2 separate regions of the Homo sapiens genome follow, and region 1 is linked to region 2. Evidence: chromatin loops called from intact Hi-C (ENCODE). Cell type or tissue: OCI-LY7. All regions are shown on one strand. Links, peaks and the distances in the headings refer to the core of each region. The heading gives the core; the rest is flanking DNA.

Evidence for each region. Peaks named below come from ENCODE experiments on the same cell type or tissue, not always from the same donor. Only the 100,000 strongest peaks of a DNase experiment are listed, where the experiment ranks them.
Region 1: a loop joins it to region 2, with 2.1 times the contacts of the local background. A loop is called at or near these places in 1 of 110 quality-filtered maps.

What each region holds. Positions count from the first base shown.
Region 1 is chr20:4,909,991-4,925,413 of GRCh38, forward strand. SLC23A2 (solute carrier family 23 member 2) reads right to left here. Exons shown (of 17, transcript NM_005116.6): 4 at 2,890-2,988. Among named protein-coding and RNA genes, the nearest start is that of SLC23A2, 84 kb to the right of the region's middle. In OCI-LY7, for the core only: CTCF peaks have their summits at 7,420 (motif pointing right) and 8,617; a DNase peak (open chromatin) is centred at 8,711; H3K4me3 peaks cover 411 bases.
Region 2 is chr20:4,832,172-4,847,594 of GRCh38, forward strand. No RefSeq gene overlaps it. Among named protein-coding and RNA genes, the nearest start is that of RASSF2, 16 kb to the left of the region's middle. RefSeq lists an enhancer at 3,630-4,129. In OCI-LY7, for the core only: no CTCF peak of the experiment used is centred there; a DNase peak (open chromatin) is centred at 8,880.

The DNA of each region.
Region 1 (15,423 bases), core at 7,340-9,839, 77 kb after region 2:
CAGGGCAGCACATCCAGTGCAGGCTCTTTAATAACCAGCTTACATGCCACTCTGCTCACACTGGGGCAATCCGGCTTCCTGAGAGCCTTCCACTACTTTTGGCCGGGTATGGTGGCTCACGCCTGTAATCTGAGCACTTTGGGAGGCCAAGGCGGATAAATCACCTGAGGTCAGGAGTTTGAGACCAGCCTGACCAACATGGTAAATCCCCAACTTTACTAAAAATACAAAAAAAAATTAGCCTGGTATGATGGCGTGCGCCTCTGGTCCCAGCTACTCAGGAGGCTGAGGTAGGAGAATCGCTTGAACCAGGGAGGCAGAGATTGTAGCGAGCAGAGACTGGGCCACTCCACTTCAGCCTGGGTGACAGAGTGAGACTCTGTCTCAAGAAAAAAAAAAAAAAACAGCCCGCTGAGGGTCTGGCTTAATGACTAGCATTTTATTTATTTACTTTTTTTGAGACAGAGTCTCACTCTGTCATACAGGCTGGAGGGCAGTGGTGCCATCTCAGCTCACTGCAACCTCTGCCTCCTGGGTTCAGGTGATTCTCCTGCCTCAGCCTCCCAAATAGCTGCAACCCAACCACAGGCGTGTGACACCCCTCCTGGCTAATTTTTGTGTCTTTAGTAGAGACGGGGTTTCGCCATGTTGGCCAGGCTGGTCTTGAACTCCTGACCTCAAGTGATCCACCCATCTCGGCCTCCCAAAGTGCTGTGATTGCAGGCATGAGCCACCACGCCCAGCCCAACTAGCACTATTTAATATGTAGCAGCTCTTCTCACTGCCCTCCTCATTTCATAAAGTAAGAAAAATGGCCAGGAAAATATTAAGATACTCCATTTCATTGGTATTCAAGGAAATACAAATGTATCAATGTTTAGACAATGAAAAAATGTTCACCCAAACAGGAAAATGAACATCTAGCATAAATGTGCTAGAGACATTTTTCCTACAACTGGATCCCTCCCATCAGTAAAAGGTAAAGCTAAGCCCCAAAGTGTTAATGCTCATCACTATTTATTTCTAAAGACGATCTCCAGACAGAGAAGGAGGAAGTCTGAAAACATGACAGCCTGGAATCATGGCATAGAGGATTATATGTGGCCCACCAAGTCTGTGAAGAAGCCCTTTGTTACAAGATGGACCGTGTGAAAGCTGCGGCCCGGCAGTGTGGGATGTGCCTCAGCTGCAGACCACAGGCACCAATCCACATGCCAAACACCACTGCACTAACCTTTGGGGAGCAGCTTGGAACCCCGCACTTCTGGAATTTCAGTATCTCTGCCTGAATCTACTTTAATTAACCTCCATAAAATTTATAATAGCTCCAAGCAGCAGGAAAATAATAACAATATTGGTTGAGAGGCAAAAATGAAATTTCCATATCCCAGACTGGAATTTTGTTTAAAAGGGCATAAAATTTGGTTATTTCAGAATTTCAATACAATTTATTTGTTCTTAATCACTTTAGTGATTACACTGTGAACTCACCATGCTAATACCCAACTCAGGTACTATATTTGTATGTGTCAACTTCTGGGTGGTCTGTTATTAGAATACATAGTATACACTGTCTACAGTATAATACAGTGGTTCCAGAATAGAATTTCTCATTACATAAATTGTTTAGTTTCTTATTATGTCAGCTGAAAATTAGTAAATTTTCATAGTATAAATAAAACCTGTGTTTAAAATCTATCAAGTAAAACTCAAATGAAAGCCTCAGAGCTGCGATACAATTTGGAGATATCAGATTATCTAACTTCTCATATGTTAGACATCATGGCAGATACAAAGAAAAAAAGAAATCGGGATATCTGGACCTACTTTATTTTATTTTTATTTATGAATTTATTTATTTATTTTTTTTAGAGACAGGGTCTTACTCTGTCTTCCCAGTTGGAGTACAGAAGCATGATCTTAGCTCACTGTAGCCTCAAACTCTTAGGCTCAAGCAATTCTCCTGCCCCTGAGTAGCTGCTACTATAGGCACACATCACCACACCTGGATAATTATTTCTTTTTTTTTTTTTTTGTAGAGACAGGATCTTGCTACGTTGCCCAGGCTGGTCTCAAACTCCTGGCCTCAAGCAATCTTCCCGCCTCAGCCTCCCAAAGTATTGGGATTATAGGTGTGAGCCACTGAGCCCAGATTGGAGCCGCTTTGGGCAACTTTATCCTGACCTCTATGGTCACAAAGTCTGACCATTCAAGGAGATGGAACGAGGCACAGAGCAAAACAAAAATAAACAAAAAAACCACAAACACGATTCTCCCCACCTTAGTGTGCCATTTCCATTGGCACACTAAGGTGCCAAAGGTGCTACGGTCAAAACTCAAAGGCATTTTCATAGGCTGCATAAACCACTTGCTGATTTCCCTTATTCTCTTATTTACTGCACATGTATCTGTAACAGGCACGATGCTAATAACTTCACATATCATTTCATTCAATCCACAAAACAACCAGATGTTGACATTTTTATTCCCATTTTAGAGACAGGGAACTGAGGCCCAGAGAACTTCTATAATTTCCTCAGTCTGACTCATATTTGCACCCAGACCTGATGCCAGACCTCAAGCTCTTAACCACTTCCCTCTGCCATCTTGGCTGAGGCCTTTTTAAATACCTGGATCCTCCTCTATGGTTCTCACCTTAAATGCCATTAAAACAATCAAAAAAAAAAAAAAAAAAAAACTAGTAACTTCTATTCCCTATGGCTCCTCCTACTTCCCTTATGAAGAGAACACAGCCCCTTGGGAGTCAGAGACCAAGCCCCAGACGAAGGACATGCAAGTGTCTGAAAGGGATCCGGATCCAGATCCGGGGCAGCACTTGTGGGAGGGGATGGCGGTGGGAGTGGGGACACGGGGTGACGGAAGGGGTACCTTTTCTGCAATGCCGTTTTCCGTAGTGTAGATCGCCATGAGCTCAGTGTCCTCATTGTCCTGCTCACCGCTGGAGGTGGCGCCTCCATTTATCACCACCTGCAGAGACAATCCACTTAGAGGCTGTTTCAGCGTGAACCACATTTTCCTCCCCCCGAAAGCCATTTGTAATTCTCCTGGTGAGTGCATGACCAGGCATGGTTTTGATGGAGAAACATACTCCATGTACCGTATGGGGAGGCTGCCTTAGCAGAAGGCTCAGCCGGGGAGAAAAGAAATAAAATCCCAGGGCAACCTCAGCAGGGGCACCCCCACATCCTTCAGGGGAAGGGAAGTTTGGCTCAGAGGCCCATGCTGTTTGTGGACGAGGCCCAGGCTGAACAGGTGAGAGTACCCTGAGCTGCCTCGGTTAAGATCCCTGCCCACATAACCACCTGAGGCCGACTTCCTGCACCTAGAAGGGGAAATGTTCTAGCTGGAGGAACTCAAGCTTTGCTGTTCACCTAAGTAAACCAGCCCACTGGAGAACACTCCTCGGTAAGGGGCCACACCATCGTCCCGGGTTCTGCCAGCCAGTAGCAAGAGCCATAAAATATTTTTACTTTTTAGCCAAACGGTTCCACTTCTAGGAATCTATACTGGAGAACAATAATGAGAACAAAAGCTTTAACCCAAAGAAAGTAATCACTGTTTATAATAACAAATAACTAGTTTTTGTTTTTTTAGGTTTTGTTGTTGTTGTTGTTGTTGTTTCGTTTTGTTTTTGAGACGATGTCGCGCTCTGTCGCCCAGGCTGGAATGCAATGGCGTGATCTCGGCTCACTGCAACCTCCGCCTCCCAGGTTCAAGCGATTCTCCTGCCTCAGCCTCCCGAGTAGCTGGAATTACAGGTGCCCACCACAACACCTGGCTAATTTTTATATTATTAGTAGAGACGGGGTTTCACCATGTTGGTCAGGCTGGTCTCGAACTCCTAACCTCAGGTGATCCACTCACCTCAGCCTCCCAAAGTGCTGGGATTATAGGCATGAGCCACCACACATGGCTCAAATAACTAGTTATAGGCCACTGACACCCAGAATACTACAAGGGAAAAGATTTTTACACAGAGTAATATCAAGGAAAATGCACATGTAATAAATATTAAGGTAACTGTATATATGGTTAACAGTGCAACTACATTTAAAAACTACAGATTTAAAAAGTATATTAAAAGTTCAAATTCTGGCATTGTGAAATACACTAAAAGCAAGCAGAAGACAAGTGATGGCCTAGGAGAAAATACAGTGCAGCAGATATAAAAAGGGTCAGTATCAATATGCGTAAAGAACACCTCAAACCAATAATAAAACCAAACGATCCAATTCATCCCTGAGAGGCCTAAGGAAAAAGGATGGAAAGGAAATGGGCAAGGGCTAGGAATATATCATTCATAGAAGAAAAACATATATACAATAAAACACATGAAAAGCTGTTCCATATCATTTTAAATTATGGAAATAATTATTAAAATTTTATTTTAAAAAAAACAAACTTAGAGGGAAACTTAAAAAACTGAACCAGGTATTGACCAAGGTATGGGGGAGAGTTACTCTCCTGTGTTCTTGGAGAGAACATGCTCTTGGTGGAATGGCCTTCATGGAGGGAAATTTGGCAATGGGATTTAAAACAGGTATTTCTGTGGATCCAGCAATTATACTCATAGAAGCTTATCCTCTAGAAATATCCATGCAGGTAATATATATATTCAAGGTTGATCACTGCTGTAATTTATGAAATACTGAATACTTGGGGACAACATAAATGTCCATCAAAAAGACACAGTTACATTATTATACACTCATTTAGAGGAGATAATCAGCCATTAAAAATAATAAAGCACTGGACACGGTGGCTCAGGACTGTAATCCTGGCACTTTGGAAGGCTGAGGCAGGCAGATCACCTGAGGTCGGGAGTTCGAGACCAGCTGGCCAACACAGTGAAACCCCGTCTCTACTAAAAATACAAAAATAAGCCAGGCATGGCGTTGCACATCTGTAGTCCCAGCTACTCAGGAGGCTGAGGCAGGAGAACTGCTGGAACATGAAAGGTGGGGGTTGCACTCCAGCCTGGGTGACCGAGCAAGACATCGACTCTAAATAAATACATAAATAAATAAATAGCTAGCTGATGTACTAATTAAAAAAAAACTCCAAGAAATACTGTTTTTAAAAAGTTATAAAACAATAAGCCTAGAATTATCCCAACTGAGCTAAAAAAGAAAATTGTAATGACCCCACCACTTGTCTAAAAAGGACAGAAAAGCATACAGGAAAATCACAACCAGTAGGAAGGGTGCTGCCTTAGGGACAAGAACGGCAATAGCAGACACCTTTCATCTTTTTACTCACAACCCTTTGTAAGTGTTTGGATCTTTTATGATCAGGATGTATTTGTGTTATTTGTATACTGCTTTTTTAAAAATGGATAATTTAAAAAAAAAGACATACTCCAAAATGCTAACAGTGGTTGTCCTTAATTGGTAGGGCCATTTTTGCCAACTTTTTCCCCTTTTTATATTTTGGTCATTTCCTAAAATGAGTAAGTACAATTTATTTTGATAATAGGGAAGAAATTTAAGACTAAAATCCTAGCAGTACAGCTTGGATTGAGGAGGTCCAGAGAGATTCCCAATTCATGTGTTTTTGTAGTCAAGGAAATCAGGGCAGTGAAAAATTAGGTTTCTCATTCAAGGTCATACAGATTATAACCTAGGTCTGAAGTGGGTTTTTAAGTATGCCAGAGAGGCCAGGCGCAGTGGCTCATGCCTGTAATCCCAGCACTTTGGGAGGCCGTGGCAGGCAGATCACCCGAGATCACGAGTTCGAGACCAGCCTGGCCAACATGGCAAAACCCCATCTCTACTAAAAATACAAAAATTAGCTGGGCGTGGTGATGGGCGCCTCTAATCCCAGCTACTTGAGAGGATGAGGCAGGAGAATCGCTTGAATCCAGGAGGTGGAGGTTGCAGTGAGCCGAGATTGTGCCACTGTACTCCACCCTGGTCAACAGAGCGAGACTCCATCTCAACAAATAAAAAATAAAATAAAATAAAAATAAAAACTATGCCAGAGATCTCAATTAATTAGTACATACTCCTACAGAGCAGAATTCTCTTACATTACTTCAAATAAAGACCTGCTTTTAAAATTATTTCTCAAACATGTTATAGTTTTTTACACAAGCCAACTGAGTTTGTGGAGCTGGTTTACCTATAAAAACTGGCTGCTGGGAGGATACACATTCCTGGCCAAGTTCAGGTCCACGAGATGAAACTCTTAACTTACAGAGAGAACTGTGCTCCAAGTCATATCGCAGCAGTGCTCAACCCACTGAGAAGCCAAGAGCAACACGCTCTCAGGATGAACTCTCCTAAAACACGGATCAGTTACTAAATCATTAGAGAAACCTAGATATGATTGAAAGTCTGACTCTAGCCAAACTAACCTTCACCTGCATTTATCTCGGGTTGCTGCAGGGAACAGCAACTTTACCAGTAAGGGGTTTCCTTTGCAGGAGATGAAAATGTTTTGGAACCAAATGGACGAGGCTGTATAACACTGTGAGTGTATTAAAATATCACTGAATTGTTCACTTTAATTTCATGTTATGCAAACTTCACCTCGATACATTAAAAAAAATCATCTGTATACATGGCACTAAGAAGATAGATTTTGAAATGAGTTAGCAATTCCTACTGCTCCCCTGACACATTCCACTCACTACTTATACATACACAAATAAGTATAATGATCCCCAACTTAAATGGTTAAACTTAGGATTTTTTGACTTTACAGTGGTACAAAAGTGATATGTATTCCGTAGAAACTGTCAAGTACCCATACAACCCCTCTGCTCTTCACTTCAGTATTCAAGAAACTGCAAGAGATATTCAACACTTCACCATAAAATAGGCTTTGTGTTAGATGCTTTTGCCTAACTACAGGCTAATGTAAGGGTTCTGAGCACATGTGAGGTAGGCGGGGTTAAGCTATGAATTGCCAGTAGGTTAGGTGTATTAAATGCATTTTAGGGGTGTAACTCTGTCATAAGTCAAGGAACATCTGTATTATAAAATGCAGACACTCCTAAGCCTAGAAAAAAAGCTCACATATTCATTCATTCAACAAATTGTGGTTGTATCCCAGGCAATGAGAATGCAGTCCTGCCTCCCTGCAGGAGCTCAGTCCAGACTGAGTGCCCCGCCAAGGAATTCCGCTGTTACACAGGAGGCAGTCAGTAGCCACAAAGAAATGCCAAGAACAGGAGTGCCACAATCAGATGCTAGCACTGGACAGCCATTCTGGGTGCAGCAGGAGAGTGGATGGGTGGGGTAAAGGAATGACCCTTTGGCACACGAGGAGACAGGAGCTGGGCAAAGGTGTTAACAGTGGTCTGGGAAAGACAGTCAGCTTCAGGAGAGAGCAATGATGTGGACTTAATGCCCCCTGAAGATTGTCTGGATGGGAGCTCTGTGGTGAGTACAGCGGGGAGATGCCATCACAGCACAGCAGGGGGCACGGGAGTAAAGTGTCCAGGCTGGGTTTCTCAGCTGGGAAGCTGGGTGGATGGAGGTGCCAGTCCCAAAGAGACTGGCAGGAGGTAGGGGTGGAATGTTTGTAAGCCAATTCAAAATGTGTTTGACCCACAGAAATCATCCAAAAAAGGAAGGTTTACTTTGCCAGGCTAGTCCAGGAAGTTTATTTAACTGTAAATACTACTGACCTAGAAAACCTATGATTTGCACAGGTCCAGCTGTCTGTCCCTGGGGACCTCAGAGCCCAGCTTCCCCCTGCTACCCTCCTGTTGCCCAGCTGAGATGTAGCTCTCCTCTCCATGCTACCCCCATCCTCTAAGGAAGCCTGTAATAAGACGGGGACACCAGCTGGAAATGCTCTTGTCTGACTGGCTCGTCTCTGATCTATTTACGTGCAGGGGGCTGCCTAAATAGTTCTTGCCTAAATGGTTCTTACAGATGAAGAGTTCTACTGGAAGTACTAGTCTACCTTACCAACATTTTTTCCTTTGGCTTATTAAAATAGATACTCTAATGGCCTATTTTTAATGCAAAATTTAATTTTAAAAATCAAATGGTAAAAATCAGTTCTTGAGGACTGAATTTTTTATGGGAAAAGGATTAAAATGCTGATGATAGTAGCAAAGCTTCATATTTTGGAACTTTTAAATATTATTTTAACTGGGAAATAAAACATGTCTTGGGAAGCTTTCTAAACTTAATAAAGTCTGGTTTTCTTTTGGGTAACTAATAGATAACAGAAGAATCTTGGCATCGTTCACCTCAGGAAATTGATCAAGTTTTTATAAAAATATCAGCAGATTAGTATACCCCTTTTGGGAACAAGATGTCCTTTCTTCTCCAAAACTATCTTAAACTAAACTCGTGGCCTTAAGTTTTGTCTCCTAAACTAACATTGTACAATCAATCAGCTATGAAAGGAGGTTTTCTCTGCCTAACCAGATGATTTTGTCTCCAATATGCAATTGCATTTGCATTGTATTTACTGAGCAACGGACACATTTCCACACTCAAAGTCAAGTCTTACACTTGTCTTTTTGCTTGTGTTTTATTTTTACTAAGCTAAGACAATGGTATTAAAGTACTTATTTCTAAACAGTTCTCCTGAGATGGTCAGAGGTGTAGGAAGCAGGAGTGACAGAAGTCATTGCCTAGAGGTGTCAGTATCACAGCAGTGCCAGGCGAAACTGACAGCTGTGTGTGCCCACATTTCTCAAGCAGAAGTGACAGTGCATGTGCTGCTTCGTGACACCTGTCAAGCGGAGGGCACTAGCACCTGCAAAACCCCACACCTCCAATGAGAGTGTTCAGAACTCAATTTCCCACTTACTATATCGTGTCTGGCCGCTAAGAGAACCACTTTATACTAAACCAATCGCTTTCAGAATAGTAATAAAGTTCCCCAAATTTCTGCTTTCTATTCTTTTAAAAGAAAGGTAACACACAGTTATTAATCCCCCTCCTCAATGTGTGCACACACCGTTATTTCCTCTTGTATCCAAATCTACTCCACAATTAAAATGTGTTTTGAATACAGAAGATAATAGATTCGTGTTTCCCAGCCTTTACTGCAAGCTCCTTTACTATGAACATGAAAACTTTCCACCTACTTTCAATATTATTAGAAATTTCAAAATTAACCACTATGAAAAATAAATTCAAGTGAGTACAGTACAACATATTCTAAACACCCAAAGCTTGTCAATCTAGATTACATCATCTCAAAAAGATGCAGCAGCCGATAGATCTAACATGACACTAGCGACCTTGAATCTGGCTGATGCCGCAAAGCCTCTAATTTTGCTTTCACTGCCTCTTCCCACAGGATGGCTCCTGTAACTCCCCAGTGCAGGTGATGCTGCTGGATGGCTCAGCCTCCACCACTCGCCTGGCCCAGCCTGGTCTTCTTAGGGCTGCCTTCTCCAGAAGGCTAAGGCTGTGGCAGCCAGAAGCACCCCGGGGATTCCAGCTGCATCTCACCTGTCCCCCAGTAGGGCGACAAGAGGAGCCAGAAGGAGCCTTACCTCTCCCCATGCCGGCCCACAGCAGAGCTCGGGCGGGTGATGTGTCTGCCAAGGTCCACACTGAAACACTCTGCAGTGTGTGCTCCTCCCACACCCCAGGCAGGTGGTGCTGGTGACTGCTACTGTCTGCCTGGCACATATTCATGCCTGGCACTAGGTTGGGCACTTCAAACATCTTCCCTGCTAGGTGAGGTTTCTAAGAGATGTCCCTGGGGATCCTGTCCCCAGATGGATTCAAGAACAGATCCTGAGGCCACGCAGCACATTACAGCACTCCACCCAAAACGGACCGTCCTCTCCCATTCTTTCCAGGTGCTAACACATTACAGATAACAAACCCATGTCTCTAAAATGTAAATATGGAAGGGACACAAACCCAACAAGAAAAGGGCTAACATCCCAACAGGAAAATAACTAAGGAAATAAACATGCTTCTTGAACAGTAAAAAGATGCTCAACCTTACTCATAAGAAGATATACATTAAAACTATGATGAGAGGCCGGGTGCGGTGGCTCACGCCTGTAATCCCAGCACTCTGGGAGGCCAAGACGGGTGGATCACTTGAGGTCAGGAGTTCGAGACCAGCCTGGCCAACATGGTGAAACCCCATCTCCACTAAAAATACAAAAGTTAGCTGGGCATGGAGGCTCGCGCCTGTAATCCTAGCTACTTGGGAGACTGAGGCAGGAGAATTGCTTGAACCTGGGAGGCAGAGGTTGCAATGAGCCGAGAACATGACACTGCACTCCAGCCTGGGCAACAGAACGAGACTCCACCAAACTATAATGAGAAACCTCTTTCTACCTACTAATCGGGACAAGAGCCCAGTCTGACCACATATTCTGCTGCCAAGCATGCAAGAAAACAGGCATTTACACATTGCTGACGAAATTCCTCAACAGAGGGCAATTTGGTGAGTAGCCCCCTCAGCTTACCAAGGCACATCCCCTCTGACTCAAAAATCTCACTCTTGGAAATCTATCCTTCAATTACACCTGAGTGAAACAACTTATGTGCCAGGTTATTCAGGGTAGTGCTATTTGTAATAGCAAAACATTAGAAACAGTCTAGATGTCTATCTGCAGTAATTAAATAAATTATGGTGTATCTATACCATGGATCACTTTGCAGTTATAAAAAACAATGAAGATAATCCTTATACACTGACACAGGTATACAGAACATCATCTGTATATCAGAAAGTGAAAAGAGCAAGAACGGAGCTACAGACACAGATCTGTAGATACAGACACTTCCTTCTACAACAAAAACTGCTCCCCCTAAACAGAGACAGAGTAAACATCCCCCTATCCTAGGGCTATCAGTAATGACAGGCACAGATCTGGCTGGTGGTGCGGCTGGTTCTCCCTCTATTCCCTCAAAGTGCTATCAGATCCAGGGATCTTCTCTGTAATTGTTCTGTATGATGCAGTATCTTTGATCACCAGTATTACTCCGCAGGAATAAAGGGGCTAGGGAGAAGAATAGGCACAATGAAAGAATATAAATGGCCAAGGAATGCTGGCAGAAGTGTTTGGCTTCACTGAAACTCAAAATTAAAGCAATCAGATACAATAAGGTCAATATAAACTAGGCTGTTATTTATTATAGCAAAGCATTAGAAACAATCCAAAGTCCCAATGCAAGTGGAAAAGTTAGATCCATGATTTGCTATATGTCACAATTACAAGTTCTGTTTCTAATAACATTGAGATGCCACGATATGATACAAAGTTAAAGTCTTCATAAAGCAGATTGTGTGTTGATGAGAATTTTATAAAAGAACACTCAAATACTTGTCTTAAATCTCTGGAAAGAAATACATCAAGGCTGGGCACAGTGGCTCATGCCTGTAATCTCAGCACTTTGGGAGACCAATCACTTGAGCTCAGAAATTCGAGACCAGCCTAGGCAACATGGCAAAACCCCATTCCTACTAAAAACAACAATAACAACTAGCTGGGCGTGGTGGTGCATGCCTGTAGTCCCAGCTACCCAAGAGGCTGAAGTGGGAGGATCACTTGAGCCCAGGAGGTCAAGGCTGCAGGAAGCTATGATCATGTCACTGCACTCCAGCCTGGGTGACAGAGTGAGACCCTGTCTCAAACAACAATCACAACCAAAAAAAAAAAAAAAAGAAATACACCCAAAATATCAGTAAAATATTTTCTGTTACTACCAAAATAACAGAAAGTGGTGTTTTTCTGGCTAGTGAGATTTTAAATTATTTGTTTTCCTCATTTTACCATTCTGCATTTTCTGCAGTGAACTTATTTCTCTTGTAAATGAAGAAAGTTACACAAATAATGAAAAAGGGACAGAAAATACACATATGAGAACTACAAAAAAGAGGCAGAAGAACATATCAGCATTCTTGCTTCTTCCATTTCACCCCAACAATGTAGTTTGTACCGTAAAACCTAGGGAGAACTATGGATGCTTAAAAACATCCATTTTAAGGGCAATTTAAGAGGGTGGGGAATGTGACAACTGAGTGATTACTGCCTCGAAACCTCCAATATCATATCTTCCTCCTCAAGTACTTTATCAAATCCTAGCAAGAATGAACTTTTTCTCCAATAGAATTATGGGCTTAGATTATGGTAAAGAAATCAATCTGAAATATTTTATCTCTAATCATTAAAACTAAGAAGCCTGCCTACCTAGCTTAGGCAAATAAAAGTTAGTGGGGGTGGGGATTAGGAATTTAGAAGTGGGGATTCACCTAGAAGAAAGGAAATCTGAAGTAGTCCTGGAAGTGCAAAAGGCACAGGCAGGAATAGCAATCAGGGGTCAGAAGAGACCAAGGCTGTGGGGCAGGGAGATCACACAGAGGTTGTCACGATGATCCCAGGAAGAACTGATGCTGACCCACAGAAAGCGGAGACAGCAGGATGAAGGCAGGGGGATCACATGGGGTAGGAAAGGAAGGAAGCTTGTCAACTACTTCTGATGCATTCCTGTCACAGCATTTAGCAAGAGCAGAACAAACAAGAGGTCCTCTAAGGCCTTTTCCATGACCAAGATTCCATAAACCTGACCTCACAGAAATTAAGAGGTGAGAGGCCGGGCACAGTGGCTCACGCCTTTATCCCAGCACTTTGGGAGGCCGAGGCAGGAGGATCACTTGAGGTCAGAAGTTTGAGACCATCCTGGCCAACATGGTAAAATCCAGTCTCTACCAAAAAATACGAAAATTAGCTGGGCATGGTCGTGCATGCCTGTAGTCCCAGCTAGCTACTTGGGAGGCTGAGGCACAAGAACTGCTTGAACCCGGGAGGCAGAGGCTGCAGTGAGCCAAGATCACGCCACTGCACTCCAGCCTGGGTGACAGCAAGACCGTGTCTTTAAAAAAAAAAAAGCACACACACACACACACACAAGTAAGAGATGGCCAGAATGCTGATCAACTTCGTAAGCCTGCTATAGTAAGAGACTGTAGCAAGAACCTCTTACTATTTTCATTCGTAACAAATTGTGTGTCTCCCAACTATTAGATGTGTACTTTGTATTACTAACATCTCTCATTTCATTTAAAACTACCAAAACTCTGTTCAAATTAAAAGTATATTGCAATATGATAAACTTATCTGAAACCTCAAAACCAGAGGAAAAAAAATTAATTTTTAAGTTAAAAATCTAGGACTGGGTGTGGTGGCTTATGCCTGTAATCCCAGCACTTTGGGAGGCCAAGGTGGGAAGACTGCTTGAGCCCAGGAGTTCGAGACCAGCCTGGGCAATGTAGCGAGACCCCATCTTGAAGGGAGGGAGGCAGGGAGGGAGGGAGGGAGGGAGGGAGGATGGATAAGGAAAAGAACATCTTACCATGCACAAAAATCTTCACTTGCATCCCATCGTTTTGATGTTTTCATTTCAAAGCATATATTGGCATATTCCTTTTCTAACACTTTTTCCCCCCAACTTACAAATTTTAAAACAGAAAAGGGTGCTCATCTTGGTTGTTCCACTTCAAGCTGTTAAGGGCATCCCCTGCCTAAATCATGGCCATTATGCAGTATATTAAAACTCTCATCTTACAGAAATAGGAGAATTAAACCAATTCCCTGGGCCGACTCCAGGAAACAGTCTCTCTTCATCCTCAGGCCCTTCTTGGAATCATAGTCAATTCCAAAATCTATTATTCTTACAGAAAGAACATTTTCCCAGACAACTATTATTACCATCCAACTGAGACTTTTCGTTTTAAGATCTAAGTACTCCAAACTCTCTATTTAGGGATGTACAAAAAGGAACTTCACAGCACCTGGTACGAAAGTCACAAGAACAAGGACATGTTCTGGGCTTCTTTGCTTGGTTTTTAGAATGAAGGTAGTTGCACCAAAAAGCCTTTTTGCCTTCTTTTCACTGCTGAAAAGGGGCATGTTCAAATCTGTCATCACATAGTCAGGGGTTTAGAGGAACTGAAGCAGCCATTAAATGGTTTCTTCACTGTACCTCCCTACATCTTTCTGCCAAGGCCACTTGTCTTAAAGAAGGGATGGGAAGGAAACAGAAAAGGAAAGAAAGGAGCATGGGTCCCTGATCCTGGTGGCTGCCCTCCTCCCCTCCGCTCTGGGGCATCCTCACATCCCTGCATCCTTGCACAGCACAGCTCTGAGCCGCATCGCCACTCTGTCCTGCTCACCTCCTGCCTGCTAGGCACACCCATCAGGACACAGCCCCACAGGCCCCAGGTCTCCTCCTGAAGCTCCTTCCAGGAGTCTCTTCCAGGACAGCAACTTGCCCCTTCTTTTCAAAGCTCTCGGCCACACCTCCAGCCAACCCTTCCTCCACTGTGGCTCCTCCCCGTCCTCCCTCTGGAGTCAGAGTTTCTCCTGACATACTTTTCAACGCCTGGAATGGGTGTCTCTTTCTGAAGGGACTTGCCCCCACCCTCATCCAGCCCAAAAGCACAGAAACTAGGTCTGCTCCAGAGCCTGGTGGCTTCTCCCACCTCCACATGGCAAGCACCCAGGATGCAGCTGCTGTCAGCACACCTGTCCTAGGGCCACCAGCTCCTGCCTGGCCTCCTGCTTTTCCTTTCAGCCTACTCCCCACTAGGCAGAGCATGTCACATCTCTGCTCAAAGGCCTCCAAAGGTTTTTTTCAGGCCAACACCCTGGTGAGGCCCACAAGACCTATGGAATCTCTGGTCAATGCCCATCCTGGTGGAGCAACACCAGGCACCCCCCTGCTGTGGGGCCTTTGCCCTTGAGGCCCACATGCAGGCTTCCCACAACTCCTCCAGGACTTTACTCAAAGGCCGCCTTCTTGGTGCAGCCTTTCCTGGCCGCCTGAATTTTCAGCATCCATACCTCTACCTTATTTTTTTCCCTAGTGTTTGTCAATATCTAACATCTACACATTTGACTTATTTCTATTGTGGATTGCCTGTCTCCCACACCAGAATGAAAGCCCTGTGGCCAGGCAAAGTGGCTCCCACCTGTAATCCCAGCACTTTGGGAGGCTGAGGCAGAAGGATTGCTTGAGCTCAGGAGTTTGAGATCAGTGACATAGTTAAGACCTTGTCTCTACAAAAAAAAAAAATTAAAAATCAGCTGAGCACAGTGGCATGTGCCATATTTCAGCTACTCAGGAGGCTGAGGTGGGAGGATGGCTTAAACCCAGGAGGTTGAGGCTGCAGTGAGCCATGATGATGACACTGCACTTCAGCCTGAATGATAGAGCAAGACTCTGTCAAAAAAAAAAAAAAAAAGGATGGAAACTCATGGATTTTTGTCTGTCTGTTCATTGCTGTTCTCTAGAGCCCAGACCTGTGAGTGGCACACAGTTCCTATTTTTAAAAGGACAAATTAATGAATGGCTTGCAGGTCCTGTATGATCACTGTCTGACCTCACATTCTATTTCTCACTATTCCCCTCCCTGATTTATTTTTCTTCACAGAATTAGTGACCAGCTGCCACAAGATTG
Region 2 (15,423 bases), core at 7,662-10,161:
TTTTTCTAAACTATGCCCAATGTATGTTTACAGCCAAATGTATGTTCCTTGAGATATGAGGATGGGGGTTTTTGTCCTTTTTTGTTTATTGCTGTGTTCCCAGTGCTTAAAATAATGCCCCCAATGAACATTCAGTAAATGAATTGCTAAAGTAACAGATTAACCAATACCAACATATCCTATTAATAGTGCCATGCTTCAAAGATAAAGAGTTTCTGGTTATTCAGTAGAAAGATCAGATCATCCATTAAAAAATAACAGCATGTCTTTGCTATTGTGAATAGTCCTACAAGGGCCAAGTGTGGTAGCTCACACCTGTAATCTCAGAACTCTGGGAGGCCAAGACTGGAGGATCACTTGAGCCCAGGAGTTCGAAACCAGCCTGAGCAACACAGTGAGACCCTGAATCTACAAAAAAAATGTAGAAGTTTTAGAAAATAATGCTGTGATGGACATGTACACCATGGAATACTATGCAGCCATAAAAAAGAACAAGATCATGTCCTTTGCAGCAACATGGATGGAGCTGTAGGCCATTATCCTAAGTGAACTAACATAGTAACAGAAAATCATATACTGCATGTTCTCACTTAAGTGGGAGCTAAACATTGAGTACTGGGGCCTACCTGAGGGTGGAGGGTGGGAGGGAGGTGAGGATCGTAAAAACTTCCTATCAGATACAATGCTTATTATCTGGGTAATGAAATAATCTGTATACCAAACCCCTGTGACACACAATTTACCCATATAACAAACCTACACATCTACCCGTGAACTTAAAGCTAAAAAAATCAGATTGACTACAAACATCAGCACAGCAAGATTCAAAGCTAGAATACAATGAAACAATCTTGTGCCACATATGCTACTATGGTGTCCTCAGAGAAAGAAAACATGATTCAGGAACTTCATATCAACCCAAACTGTAGTCCAAATAAAGAACATGCATATATTTTCAAAACTACAAAAATTCAGCTACCTTGAAGAAAATACAGAAAGACCAAGTTTAGTAAACAAATGAGAAACAGAAGCAAAAACACCAATAATGAGCACTGAATACATTTATGTTTCGGGATTACAATTAAAACAACTATTGGAATTATGGTTGCGAAACAAAACAAATGCTATAAACCATTATAAAGCAGAAACTGTAAAACCCAATGAAGGTAAGAATGCGTTAAGTATCTTGATTTTCTCATTTTTTTGTAGTTGAAGGCCAAGAAAAGATACGTTTAAAGTCTGTAGCCCAGCTATTAGGGATACAAATAAGTGTGAAGTTATACAAGAACCCTCTAGAGAGAGGCTGTTGGCCAGAGGTAGCATCTGCTTCTTTGGTGGTCTTGGAGCTTGAGAGTGTTGATGTCATTTGGTGTGTGGGGACCAAAGATAATGAGCAAACTGTAAAATGCTTGACTGTCTTGGACAAAGACGATTTTTCTCATACAAACACTCACAGTGTCCCTACGGAACAGTAAAGCAGTAGAACTAATAATAGCAATAACCAGCCCAAATTGAATGGAGGAGAGAAGAGAGAGGATTTGGGAGAAAGTGGTTTTGTCATTACTCTTGGTGAAGAGTCAATTGATTATATCCGAAGAAATGTAGGATTGAATAAATTATATACAAATATGAGTGTTCTTTTGTACTATTTGACTTCCTTTTGTTCCATGTGCATATATTAACTAGTCAAAAAAAAATAGTTAAGCCAAGGCAAGAGGATTGCTTAAGGCCAGGACTTTGAGATCAGCCTGGGCAACATAGAGAGACCCCATCTCTACAAAAAATTAAAAAATAAAAAATTAGACAAACATGGTGGCTTGCCCCTGTCATCCCAGCTACTCAGGAGGCTGAGGTGGGAGGCTCACTTGAGCCTGAAATGTGGAGGCTTCAGTAAGCTGGAATTGCACCACTGCACTCCAGCCTGGGTGACAGAGTGAGATCCCAGCTTGAAAAAAACGGTTAAAAAGTAAAGATACTAGGGTCAGGGAAGAGGGTCGGGGGAAGGCAGGTAGGGAGAGGTGAGCTGGGGAAGCAAGTCATTTAGATACTGGAGGGGATGGATCCTGAGAGTATCCAGCATGCTGCCCTCTCTCTAGGGTTATATCTAGAAGGATGGGAGTGGACAATAAGACCGTCAGATTTCATACGAGTTTGGGATCTGAAGGTAGAGACCTGCCCCACTTCCCATCAGTCATCTGGAGTAACATGGTACCCATGGCATAGGGCTGCCCAGGCATCTTTGGTGGCAGAGGGACCTAAGTAGACCCAGAGAGCTTCTAGGGGATGTAGGATGTTATAGGAGAGCAGCTAACATTTCCCATAACCCTGAGAAGGGCATGGAAGTCAGATGGGAGAAAGCTGGGGAACTGAGGGCATCTCATGGTTGGAACAAGGGGACCCATGAGTCTTGCCAGAGACCACATGGAAGCTCAAACATCTTGGGAGTAGCCAGGGAGGAAGGATGCTGTGCCCAGAACCATGACGACATCCATGTTCCATCAGCCCACCACCACCGAAACAGAGATGAGACCCTGGCGAGAAGGTGGGAATGGGACTGCAGAAAGGAACATTTCAGAAGTAAGTAAATTTTAACCTAAAATGACCACATTTCTCAGAAATTGACCAGCATGATTTTTGCTGCCAGCCAAATGGAGGTTCAAAGTAGAGATTAAATTTCATATATATATATATATATATATATATATATATTTTTTTTTTTTTTTTTTTTTTTTTTTTTTTTTTTTGTTGAGACAGAGTCTCACTCTGTTGCCCAGGCTGGAGTGCAGTGGCACGATGTCGGCTCACTGCAACCTCCGCCTCCTGGGTTTAAGCTATTCTCCCGCCTTGGCCTCCCGAGTAGCTGGGATTACAGGTGCCCGCCACCACGCCTGCCTAATTTTTGCATTTTTAGTAGAGACGGGGTTTCACCATGTTGGCCAGGATGGTCTCGATCTCCTGACCTTGTGATTCACCCACCTCGGCCTCCCAAAGTGCTGGGATTACAGGTGTGAGCCACTGCGCCCTGCCTAAATTATATTTTTTTAAAAAGTTTCAGGTGCTCTGTGTGGAGGTTAAAGGTAGAGACCAGGGATGTAATACAGTCACTACACAGAAGCCCCTAGGAAGACAGGACTCAGTGTAGAAGAGAACTCCCTCATAAAAGGAGTGACATCTGGGTCAGGTCTTAAGGGTGAGATGGGGAAGGACATTCTAGGCAGAGGCAGCAGCAAGTTCAAAGCCATGAGGAGCCTGGCTCGACCAGAGAACAGCGTGTGGTCCAGCGTGGGTGGAACAGAAGGTGGGAGGTGAGAGGTGTTTCATGTTCCACTTATGCAGCCAAGAAACAATATTCAAGACAAGTCAAATTCCCTGATTCCTGTCGTGTTTCAGGGACACAGCTCACCTTCCCCTATGTGTGTACTTGGTCCAAACCACAGGGCCAGACGGGGAGCCAACGCCACCTCTCACGGCGATGCAGAGCCAGCTGAGAGGAGCCAGCTGGGAGAAGTTTCTTGGAGGACAGACATGCTTCCTGGGCCAAGAAATATCAGGAAGAAGCCAAGGAGGGGAGGGCTGGACAGCACAGCCAGCAAGACTGGTCCATTGACCCATTCCAGCCTGTCATGAGATGCCTGAGACGCTGACCCTCCGCCCAGAGCTGGCCAAATCTCTGCAGATGCAAAGCCAACTCCCAGGGCTTTACCACTTTGAGACTTTGACCGCCCATCCTTCCTGCCCCTGGCCCAGCCCACCCTCCTCCGTGCACAGAGATGAACGTTCAGCATGTTCTCTCCCACACTTGACCTAATCGCTTTGCTATGGAGACTTCCCCGACCCAGCAAGCAGCCCCACGCCTTCCTGCTGTGCTCTGATTGAGAACAGGCCCAAGCTATCCAGGCCTTCCAACAACCTTAACCTCTTCCTCCCCAGACCCAGGCAATCAGGAATGGTGGGGAGGAGAGACTTGAAGCATCTAAGTGACTCAACAGAGAATGTAATTATGATATCCAGTCAATTGGCTCTTGTTCTGAAGGAATGATGACACCGTACCCAGGCAAGCAGGGAGGAGATGGGCATAAGATGAGATGGGAGAGGCCATGTCATGCCTTGTATTGCAGGCCACGATGAGGAGCTGGGGGTTTCAGTCATATTGCAATAGGATGCCCTTGAATCATGGGTTTATTATAGGAGTTAGACCTTATGTCCTTGTGGGAAAAGCTGGTGAGGTAACACCTGTAAGGATCACTGGAAGATCAGAAAGATGTCACAGTGGAAACGATGAAAAAAATCTACGGAAGGCTGTTCTTTGTGTGTAGTGGTAAACCTGGGTCAGCCAGGGCAGGCTACAAAGAAAAGCTTGACACGAAGTGGGAAAAAGCAAACATGAATGGAGACCCAGGAAGCCACAGCAAAACCCATGAGGACAAATTGGAACCTGTCTGTCTTTCATACATCTGGAGTGACCTACAGAAGACGTCTGTGGGCTGGGTGCGGGTGGCTGACGCCTGTAATCTCAGCACTTTGGGAGAGTGAGGCAGGAGGACTGCTTGAGCCCAAATGTTCAAGACCAGCCTGGTTAACATGGAGAAACCCAATCCCTACAAAAAAATACAAAAATTAGCCGGGCATGGTGGTGTGTGCGTGTAGTCCCAGCTACTCAGGAGGCTGAGAAGTGAGAAGATTGTTTGAGCCCAAGAGGTCGAGGCTGCAGTGAGCTATGATTGTACCACTGCACTCCAGCCTGGGCAATAGAGTCCCTGTATCCAAAAAATTTAAAAATTTAAAAAACCCTCAGAGCTGCAAATGTAGGAGGTCCAATGTGAGGAGCAGGAGCTGTCGGTCTGACTGGCCTCAGGCAGATGAGGCCATGGGGATGGGGACAGATGCAGCTGTGGTGGCATCTAGAGCCTGCACCCATCTTCCAAATGTAACAGCTGCTGCTGCTGTCTGTCTCTTTCCAAATCTTGCACAAGTTACTCCTGTGGCCAGCCCTGACCTGGACACACAAAGGGGAGGGAATTCTGGGAGATATGACTCCAGCTTAGCTTGGTTGACACAGTACAAGCTACTGCAGAGTCCAAAACAGAGATGGAGTATAGAATAAATTGAGAGCTTTCTGTAATTCTGGTTTTGTTTAGTGTTACGAACGCGCTTGTATAAACTTAGGATTGTTTCTGAATGTGGTTTTGAGAAGTTGTATTTGTAGGAGTGATGGCATAGGATTTCTTTGTTCCCAATTTTTTTTTTTTTTGCATTTTTCCCTTTACTTGATAAGTGCATTTGCCTTCTGTTTTTCTTTTTGAGATCTACACACTTAAACCCTTTAATGGCTGTACCATTAGAAGTGCTTGATCTTAAAAAAATTGCAAGGGGATGCCATTGAAACCCTTTAAACTAGGAAAAGATGCAATCAAATTTACAATAAAAATATCACAGTGGCTGCCGTTTATACAATGGAGTGGCAAGGTGCAAAATTAAAACATGTAAACTGGTTAAGAGATTACTATGGAAGTTAAGAAACGAAACTGTGGTCATTTGGACTACAGGGGTGGATCAGTCAGCTATTGCCACAGTATTGCTGTGTAACTAACAAGCCCCTTAAAATAATGATAATTGGTAGGGAGCAGGTGGGATAGCTCTATTTCCTGCTGCAGCTCTGCCCTGTATGTCTGTCATTCTCCAGGCCCCAGAGGCTAGCCAGAGCATGTTCTCTTGATGATGTCTGAAGTGCAAGACAGCAAGCCCTGCCACACAAGCACATTTCAAGTCTTTGTGACAGCTCATTGGCTGAAGTCAGCCAACACGGCCAAGCCCAAGGTCAAGGCATATGGAAGAACATACCACCTTTAGTGGGAGGGGCTGCAAAGGCACATGGCAAAGGATATGGACTCAGGGTGAGTGAAGAACTGAGAAAAGTGATGCGATCTACTATCAGGGGTAACAGTGGATGTGGAGAGACAAGGGTAGACTCAGGAGGTGGTTGCAAGAAAAACCCACAACATGTGGTGATAGATTGAGTATGGAAAATGACAGAGAAGAAGGAATCACTCTGACAGCCAGGCTTTGAGAGAGGCTGATGGGGCTGGAGGAGAAGCATCTTTGGTGGAGAGGGACGGCAATGTTTCCAGTTTGAGAGGCATCCCGTGGTGGCTTCAGGTGAGTAGAGGGTCCTAAGTTCTGGAACTTGGAAACAAGGTCCAGGTAAAGGTTTAGAATAGTCATTGGCTTGTCAAAGCCTACCAAGTGCTTTGTGAAGTATTTGCTTGTGGCAATAACTTGTGACACCACAGGAGATCTGTCCTCCTTTCCCCAGCCCCACACCCTGCCACGGACCTCTGAAGACACCAGACCCCACGTGATTAAGTTCAAGGGGCATCATGCTGCCATGTGAGAAGACGATTCTCACTCAGGATCAGAGAGGCTGAAAGGAGATATCTGCATTTGGGTGGAGAGAGGGTTTTTGCTATTTCGTTTTGAGAAAATTATTTTTAGAAGCTTCAGAGTGATGGGCAACTTCTTCTTATCTCCACTCTTAGAAGGAGACATCTGTGAAATTCAGTGGTAATTGTGTGTGTCATAGTTCCTTCAAATGCAGACACTGAGACATAGACTCGAATGCAAGCTGCAGAGCTGGAAGGTGCACGGTGGGGAAGTGAAGGACCCCCACATGGGGTGTGTGGAGCAGGTTACCATCGTGGGACACTGGGAGGGCGCAGTCCCACCGGGAACTCTGGGAAAGTGTAGAGCATGGTTCTGCTACCCCACTTGAGGGAATAAAGAGCTGACACTGATCCCTTCAATCATGAGTTGAGGGCTGCCCTGCGGGCATTATCCCCTGGCACTTCCTGTTTGTTCAAAATGTTCCCATGGGCAGCTTCAGTCAGGTAAGTGCTGACAGGAGGTGGGTGGACACTGCCAGCATCTCCCACAGTGGGGAAAGAGGTCATCCTGTCCATCACACAGAGAGCACGAAAAGGAACCCTCCACCCTGCAACGCGGCCAGAGCCACAGGTGTTGGGAGGAGGGAAAATAGTGATCACTTCCAGAGTTTCTGGGAGCCATGGGTTCTCCCTGGGATGCCCTGATGTAGAGGCACCTTAAGAGAGCATTCCAGGGATGCACGTGGATTGTTCCCCTAGGGTGGGATTGACAGGGGGGTAGAATGTGACTTCAGTTCTGGGGGAAGTGCCCCACTCAAGAATGCAGGTTCTTTGGCTATCCCAGATGAGAGAGGCAGCCTAAGTGGCCCTGAGGTGAGAGAAAAGGCCACTTGGACATCAGTAGCCACACAATTACTGATGTGTGTGTTCCTGCCTCTCCCACTTCTGGGGTACACCTGCCTTCCGTTGAGCAAACTCCCATGATGCCCAAGCCTTAAGCAGAGGAAAAGCAAGACGTACAGATACTTGAGGCCAAAATCTGTCAGTGTTGGAAACTGTTCTCTGCAGCTGCAGGGGAATGCAAGTGGGCCAGGGGGATAGAGAACAGGAATCTGAATGCACAGTCAGACAGGGCCGTGGAACACCCCCAACCCCTAGGCACCATACTGTGGCCCCATGCTCTATGGGGCTGGTGAGCCTGGAGTGAGGGAGGAAATTAGTGGGTGGGGTGTGGCAGTGGAACTGTACCAAACAGATCCTGAGTAGGACTGGAAGCCCCCTACCAAAATGCCTGTGCTGGGGAAGACCAAAGGAAAATTCTAATGAGTTCTCAACATCAAGAGAAGAGCAATCATAAAACAAATGTTTCATTTTTGAAACATTCAATTTGTGCTTCTGCTACCTCAGATGAGAATACGAACCATGGCCATGGGGAGAGTGGGCAGCCTGAAGAGAAAAAAGACCCGAGGTAGGGTCTGCTAGTTGGGGTGGGAGCTTCCCTTTAAAACCTTTTGTAATTTCCCCATCTGTAAGATTACGTCCTGAAGGTTCATCACGGCTGATGTCTTAATGTGGCTTCACCCAACAGCAGCCCCTGCGTATTATCTATTGCTACAGAACAAATTACTGCAAAAGTTTGCAGCTTAAAACAATAACAAACACTCATTATTTCTTACAGTTATTGTGGGTTATGGATTTGGGAGCAGCTCAGCTGAGTGGTTCAGGCTCAGGGGCTCTCACTGGGTTGCTATCAGGATGTCAGCTGGAGCTGCAATCATCTGAAGGCTTGACTGGGGCTGGTGAATCCACTTCTAAGATGGCTCAGGCAGATGGATATTGTCAGAGGGCCTTGGTTCTGTCCCTTGATAGGCATGCTTGCATGCATCCATGGCATGATTCAAAAGAACAAGGTGGAGATTTGTAAAGTCTTTTATGACCTAGCCTTGGAAGACACACATCACAGCTACTGTAGTCTATTCCTTAGAAGCAGTCACTAAATCTGCCCGTACTCAAGAGGAGGGAAATTAGCTCCATCTATTGAAGGGAGGAGTGTCAAAGAATTTGTGAATATATTTTCAAATCACCACACCTTGAGACAAGAATTTGGGTGCACATGGTTCCCCCTGTAGGCAACTGCAGCTCAATCCTGTAGGTCCTCTGCGATACTGTGTGGAACATTCCTCTGAATCATCCTATCGGAGGGTAGAAGGCTGGGGCATTTTCCCACTAAGTCCCGCCTTGCATTGTTAAGATTAAGATCCTGCCTCCCTCACTTCCAGGATATACCTGCTGTCAGCTGAGGAAACTCCCATGATACCCAAACCTTAAGCAGAGGAAAAGCAAGATGTACAGATGCTTGAAGCAGGAAGCTGTCAGTGTGCTGGAAACTGTCCTCCTTTGCAGCTGCAGGGGAATGCAGGTGGGCCAGGGGTGTAGAGAACGGGGAGAGAACATCATCTGCTGAGGCCTACAGGGCAGCCCATTAGCCAGCCCTTGCTAGAGGCTCCATTTTCATTACTTACTTCTCTCTGTTCACATTGTATGCACCAACAAGGCTGAAGTGCTTGTTGCTCCCTGCACCTGCTCTGCTGTTTTATGCTTCCTTGACTTTGCTCAGTCAGCTGCCAGACCCCAGCATGAACAAAAAATTAGAAGAGCTCCTAGAAAGAGTTGAGAATAGCACCAAAAAAAAATTTCTGGAACTAAAAAATTTAGTTTTATCATGAATATTTACATACACACAGTAAAACATATAATAGATCTCCATATGCCATCAGCCGGATTTAACAGCCATAAAGATTTTGCCACACATGTTTCATCAACTTCTTGTCTTCTGTCAGTAATTTTTCCCATTAACCTTTAAAACTGTGATAAAATGCACATAATTTTTCCATCTTAACCATTTTTAAGTTTATAGTTCAGTGGTATGAAATACATTCATAATATTGTCATCACTATCCATCTCTAGAACTCTTTCATATTGTAAAACTGAAACTCTGTCCCCATTAAACAATAACTCTTGGCGGGGCGCGGTGGCTCACGCTTGTAATCTCAGCACTTTGGGACGTTGAAGTGGGTGGATCACAAGGTCAGGAGTTCCAGACCAGCCTGGCCAACACAGTGAAACCCCGTCTCTACTAAAAATACAAAATTAGCTGGGCATGCTGGCGGGCACCCGTAATCCCAGCTACTTGGGAGGCTGAGGCAGGAGAATCACTTGAACCTGGGAGGCAGAGGTTGCAGTGAGCCGAGATCGCACCACTGCACTCCAGCCTGGGAGACAGAGCTAGACTCCGTCTCGAAAAACAAAACAAAACAAAACAAACAAACAAACAAACAACTCTCCATCTCCCCCCTGCTCCCATCCCCCAGCAACAGCCATTCTACTTTCTATGATTTTGATTACTCTAAGTACCTCATATAATTGGAATTATATAATATTTGTCTTTTTGCGACTGGCTTATTTCACTTAGCATAATGTCCTCAAGGTACAACACAGATAAATGTGTCAGAATTTCCTCTCTTTGTAAGGTTGAGTGGTGTTCCATTGTATATTTATACAACAATTTGCTTATCCATTCATCCATAGGTTGAATGGATTTGCTTATTCATTCAACCCATGAACACTTGGGTTGCTTCCATTTTTTTAACTTGTGAATAATGCTGTTGTAAACATCAGTGCCCAGATATCTTTGGGACCCTGCTTTCAGTTCTTTTGGGTATGTACCCAGAAATGGGATTGCTGAATCATATAGTAATTTTTTTTTGAGACAGCCTCACTCTGTTGCCCAGGCTGGAGTGCAATGGCACGATCTCAGCTCACTGCAACCTCCACCTCCCGGGTTTAAGCGATGCTCCTGCCTCAGCCTCCTGAGTAGTTGGGATTACAGGTGCATGCCACTCGCCCGGCTAATTTTTGTATTTTTAGTAGAGACAGGGTTTCACCATGTTGGCCAGGCTGGTCTCGAACTCCTGACCTTGTGATTCACCTGCCTCAGCCTCCCAAATCATATGGTAATTCTATTACTATTTTTTTGAGGAACCACCATACTGTTTTTCATAGTGATATACCATTTTACATTCTCACCAACCGAGCACAGGGATTCCAATGTCTCCGCATCCTCACCAACACTTATTATTAATATTTTCCATTTTTTTTGATAGTAGCCATCCTAATGGGCATAAAATGATACCTCATTATTGTTTTGATTTGTAGTTCCCCAATGATTACTGAGGTTGGACATCTTTTCATTGCTTATTGGTCAATTGTATATTGTATTGTATTCTTTGAAGAAATGTCTATTCAAGTCCTTTGCTCATTTTTGAATTGCATTGTTTGTTTTTGTTGTTGTTATTAGGGGTTTTCTAAATGTTCTGGATAGTAATCCCTTATCAGATATATGATTTGCAAATATTTTCTCCCATTCTGTGGGTTGGCTGTTTACTCTGATATTATCTTTTGATGCACAATTTAAAAAATGTGTATATAGTCCAATTTTGTCATGAAGATTTTGCCCTATGCTTTCTTTTACGAGTTTTATAGTTTCAGATCTTACATGTAGGTCTTTGGTCCCTAATGAGTTAATTTTTGTATATGGTGTTTGGTAAGGGTTCAACTTATTCTTTTCTCTATGGATATCTAGTTTTTCGGCATCATTTGATGAAAAGACGGTCTTTTCTCCTAATAAATGGTCAAAATAAAAACCATTTAACTGGCCGGGCGTGGTGGTTCATGCCTGTAATCCCAGCACTTTGGGAGGCTGAGGCAGGTGGATCACCTTGAGGTCAGGAATTTGAGACCAATCTGGCCAACATGGTGAAACCCCATCTCTACTAAAAATACAAAAATTAGCTGGGCATGGTGGTGAGTGCCTGTAATCCCAGCTACTCGGGAGGCTGAGGCAGGAGAATAGCTTGAACCTGGGAGGCAGAGGTTGCAGTGAGCCAAGATCATGCCACTGCACTCCAGCCTGGTGACAGAGCAAAACTCCATCTCGGGGGGAAAAAAAACAACCATTTGACCATATGTGTGAGGGTTTATTTCTGGGTTCTCTATTCTATAACATTGGTCTATCTATCTGTCTCTATGATAGCACCACACTGTTTTGATTACTGTAGCTTTGTTCAACTATGTATTTTAAAGCAAATTTCGGACACCATGTCATATCACCCCTACATATTTCAAAGCACATCTCTTAAAAATATGCATGTGCTCTCATCTAACCACAATTTGACACATGCTTTATCTCTCCACCTTTTTTTTTTTTACTTCGTGAAAGTATTTTAAATATAATTCTTTTTCTTTTTCTTTTTTTTTTTGAGACGGAGTCAGCCTCTTTTGCCCAGGCTAGAGTGCAGCGGCACGATCTCGGCTCAAATGCAACCTCCGCCTTCCAGGTTCAAGCAATTATTCTGCTTCAGCCTCCCAAGTAGCTGGGATTACCATGCCTGGTTAATTTTTGTATTTTCAGTAGAGACGGGGTTTTGCCATGTTGACCAGGCTAGCCTTGAACTCCTGACCTCAAGTGATCTGCCTGCCTTGGCCTCTCAAAGTGCTAAGATTACAGGCATGAGCCACTGTGCCCAGCCTTTTAAAGAGAATTCTTTAAGCACAATTATCAAAATGTAATTTTTTATGGCACAGGATCCCTGCATACAAATGTAACTTTTAAATTAACATATTTGGTTGATGAATTAAATGAAAGGATGGCCAACACAGGAAGCTAACAGATAGTGGAATAACAAGTACTGATTTTAAAAAATAAATAAATAATAAAACAGCAAACTAAGAATCTTTTCTACTAGACTAAGATATCACTGACATGTCAGAGTAAAAAAAGTTATGGACACGAGAAACATCAGAATGTACTGTACCTTAGAATGAAATCTCACAGAAAAGAACTCTGTCTAAAAACAAACGACTCAGGCTGGACACGGTGGCTCAGGCCTATAATCACAGCACTTTGGGATGCAAAGGCGGGTGGATTGCCTGAGACCAGGACTTCAAGACCAGCCTGGGGAGCATGGCAGAACCTCATCTCTACACAACATATTAATACAAAAATTAGCTGGGTGTGGTAGTATATGCCTGTAGTCCCAGCCATTTGGGAGGCTAAGGTAGGAGGATCCCTTGAACCTGGGAGGTCAAGGCTGCAGTGAGCTGTGATCATGCCACTACACTCCAGCCTGGGTGACAGAGCAAGGCCTGTCTCAAGAAAAGGAAGGAGGGAACGAAGGAAGGAAGGAAGGAAGGAAGGAAGGAAGGAAGGAAGGAAGGGGAGGGGAGGGGAGGGGAGGGGAGGGGAGGGGGGAGGGGAGGGGGGGAGGGGGAAAAAAAACCAAATGACTCAAAACAGAGATATCAAGTTGAGACAGAGTAAAGAAAAGAGGAAACAGTGGTGAGCAATAGACCTTTCAAAACACATAGTGAAATCTAACAGGCTAATACACTGTATAAAATTGTGTAGTATAAGCACACAGTAAGAATTTATAGCTAGAAGAAAGAATACAAGAGAAATTCAAATAATCAGCTGAAATGAAGAGTATTAACTTATCTCTGCAAAATTTAGGAGTTATGCCACACGTGATGGCTCACGCCTGTAATCCTAGCACTTTGGGAGGTCGAGGCAGGCGGATTGCTTGAGCCCAAGAGTTTGAGACCAGCCTGGGCAATATGGTGAAACCCCATCTTTACAAAAGATACAAAAATTAGCCGGATGTGGTGGTGCATGCCTGCAGTCCCAGTAACAGGGAAGCTGAAGCGGGAGGATCACCCGAGCCTGGGAGGTTGAGGACTATTTGCCGAGATTCCAATATGGATTTGCCTTATTGTAACAGAGACAGATAGATCAGTGGAAGAACCAATCATAAATATAAATTCCAGAAGCATAAAACACTTAAATGTAAAATATTAAATGATAAAAATCAAGAATGAAGTATCGGACCACACATACAACCTAGGGATGGAGAAATTATCTAAAAGAAAACAGGAAACCCACTTGCTCTGCAGATCCAGATAGTTAACTAAGCATTTATAAAAGCTTTTTATGTATTATGGATATTCAAATCTTTATCTGTATTGCAAATATTTTTTCCCAAATTTATTTGTGTGTAGACTTTAATTATCTCTTGCCAAGAAATAGCAATAGGCAAATAAATTTGGGAAAGAAATATTTGCAATACAGATTAAGAGTTAAATACCCATAATACACAAAAAATAACTCTCACAAAACAAAAGATAACCTAAAAGACAAATGGCAGATGACCTGTGCAGCAAATCACCATGGCACATGTTTACCTGTGTAACAAATCTGCACATCATGCACATGTACCCCGAACTTAAAATAAAAGTTGAAGAAAAAAAAGAAAAAGAAAAATGATAAAGAATATGAATAGAAAATCCATAGAAGGGCAAATCGAAATGGCTGAGAAATAGAAAAGAACTACTTGAACACATTCGCGATCAAGGAAACACAACTTCAAGGAAATACCACTTAAGGTACCATGAAATGTATTTATTAGACTGACAAAATTTAAAACGTAACAGCATTATTGACAGAGATGAAGGAGTGCGGAATCGGGTAAGGTACTTTCATACTTTCTGGTGGAAATGTAAATTATTATAGTTTTTTGGAAGGCAATCTGGTAACGACATCCCTTAAAATTTAAAATACCCGGCCTGGCGTGGTGGCTCACCCCTATAATCCCAGCACTTTGGGAGGCCGAGGCGGGCAGATCACCTGAGGTCAGGAGTTCAAGACCAGCCTGGCCAACATGGTGAAACCCTGTCTCTATTAAATACACAAAAATCAGCTGGGCGCGGTGGTGTGTGCCTGTAATCCCAGCTACTCGGGAGGCTGAGGCAGGAGAATTGCTTGAGTCAGGGAGGCGGAGGTTGCAGTGAGCCAAGATTGCGCCATTGCACTCCAACCTGGGCGACAGAGCAAGATTCCGTCTCAAAAAAAAAAAAAAAAAAAAAAGGAAAATGAAAAATACCCGTACTATTTAGCCCAGCAATACTACTCCTGGGAATGTATTTTATCATTTGTTTAAACCTAGATAAAACAATGTTTGTTATAGCTATATGTGACGGCTAAAAACTAGGAATATGAGTATCTCTCAACTTTGAATAAGCTACGGTGGATCTACAGCAAGGAATACGTGAAATCATCAGGAAAATTAATTAGAGTGGGACCAGCTAAATTGTAGGGATTTCCACAAGATATTGCTCAGTAAACAATGCAAGATGCAGAAAAGTGTGTATGAGAGCAATGACAAAACATGAAGGAATATATGTGTGGTGTATATGTGTGCGTACATGTAGAATAGCTAGCTAGCTAGATGTTGACAGGGTTATGAGCATAGAGAAATGTGTGAATGATACCAAGCCCATTGCTCACATGGAGCAAGGCAGGAGGATGGGCAGAAGGAGAGGGGGATGGCAGAGGAGAAGCAAACAGAAGAGATGAAAAAAAACTGCACTAAAAAGGAGTCCATGTGCATAAGATCTTGGTTATGTTAAATTGTATCTTGATGCATAAAATATGAAATCTGTATCTTCCCATTGGCAGAAATGCCCCCACCATATTGTCAAGTGAAAAAAGCAAGTGGCAGTGTAGTATGCTTCTATTTATAAGTGATACGAATTGGGATTTTGAGGCTCACAGTGCCTCAAAGGGGTTGGAAGGTTGGAGCGGCAATGGAGGAAGAGTCTTCTTGTCGTTCTGCTGGGGGATGTGTCTGGAGACAACACTGGTCCAGTTAAGGCAAGGGCTGCCTTGGTATGTGTGTAGGTTGGGGTAGGTGTGGGGGTGGTCATTGTAGACTTCGGGGTACAGCTCAAAGCAGATGCCTAAATCCCACTATCTGAGTCATTCCTTCAGTCTGAACCTGTGGTTCCAAGTCTGGTTTTATTTTTCCCAAGGATGGAAGGTTCTGGAAGACTTTGTCTACTAAATCATGTCATTTGTTAGGCAAAACCTCTCCCATCCTGGACAAAAGGTGGCAATACATATGAGGTGGCTTCAACACTCTCATATTTATA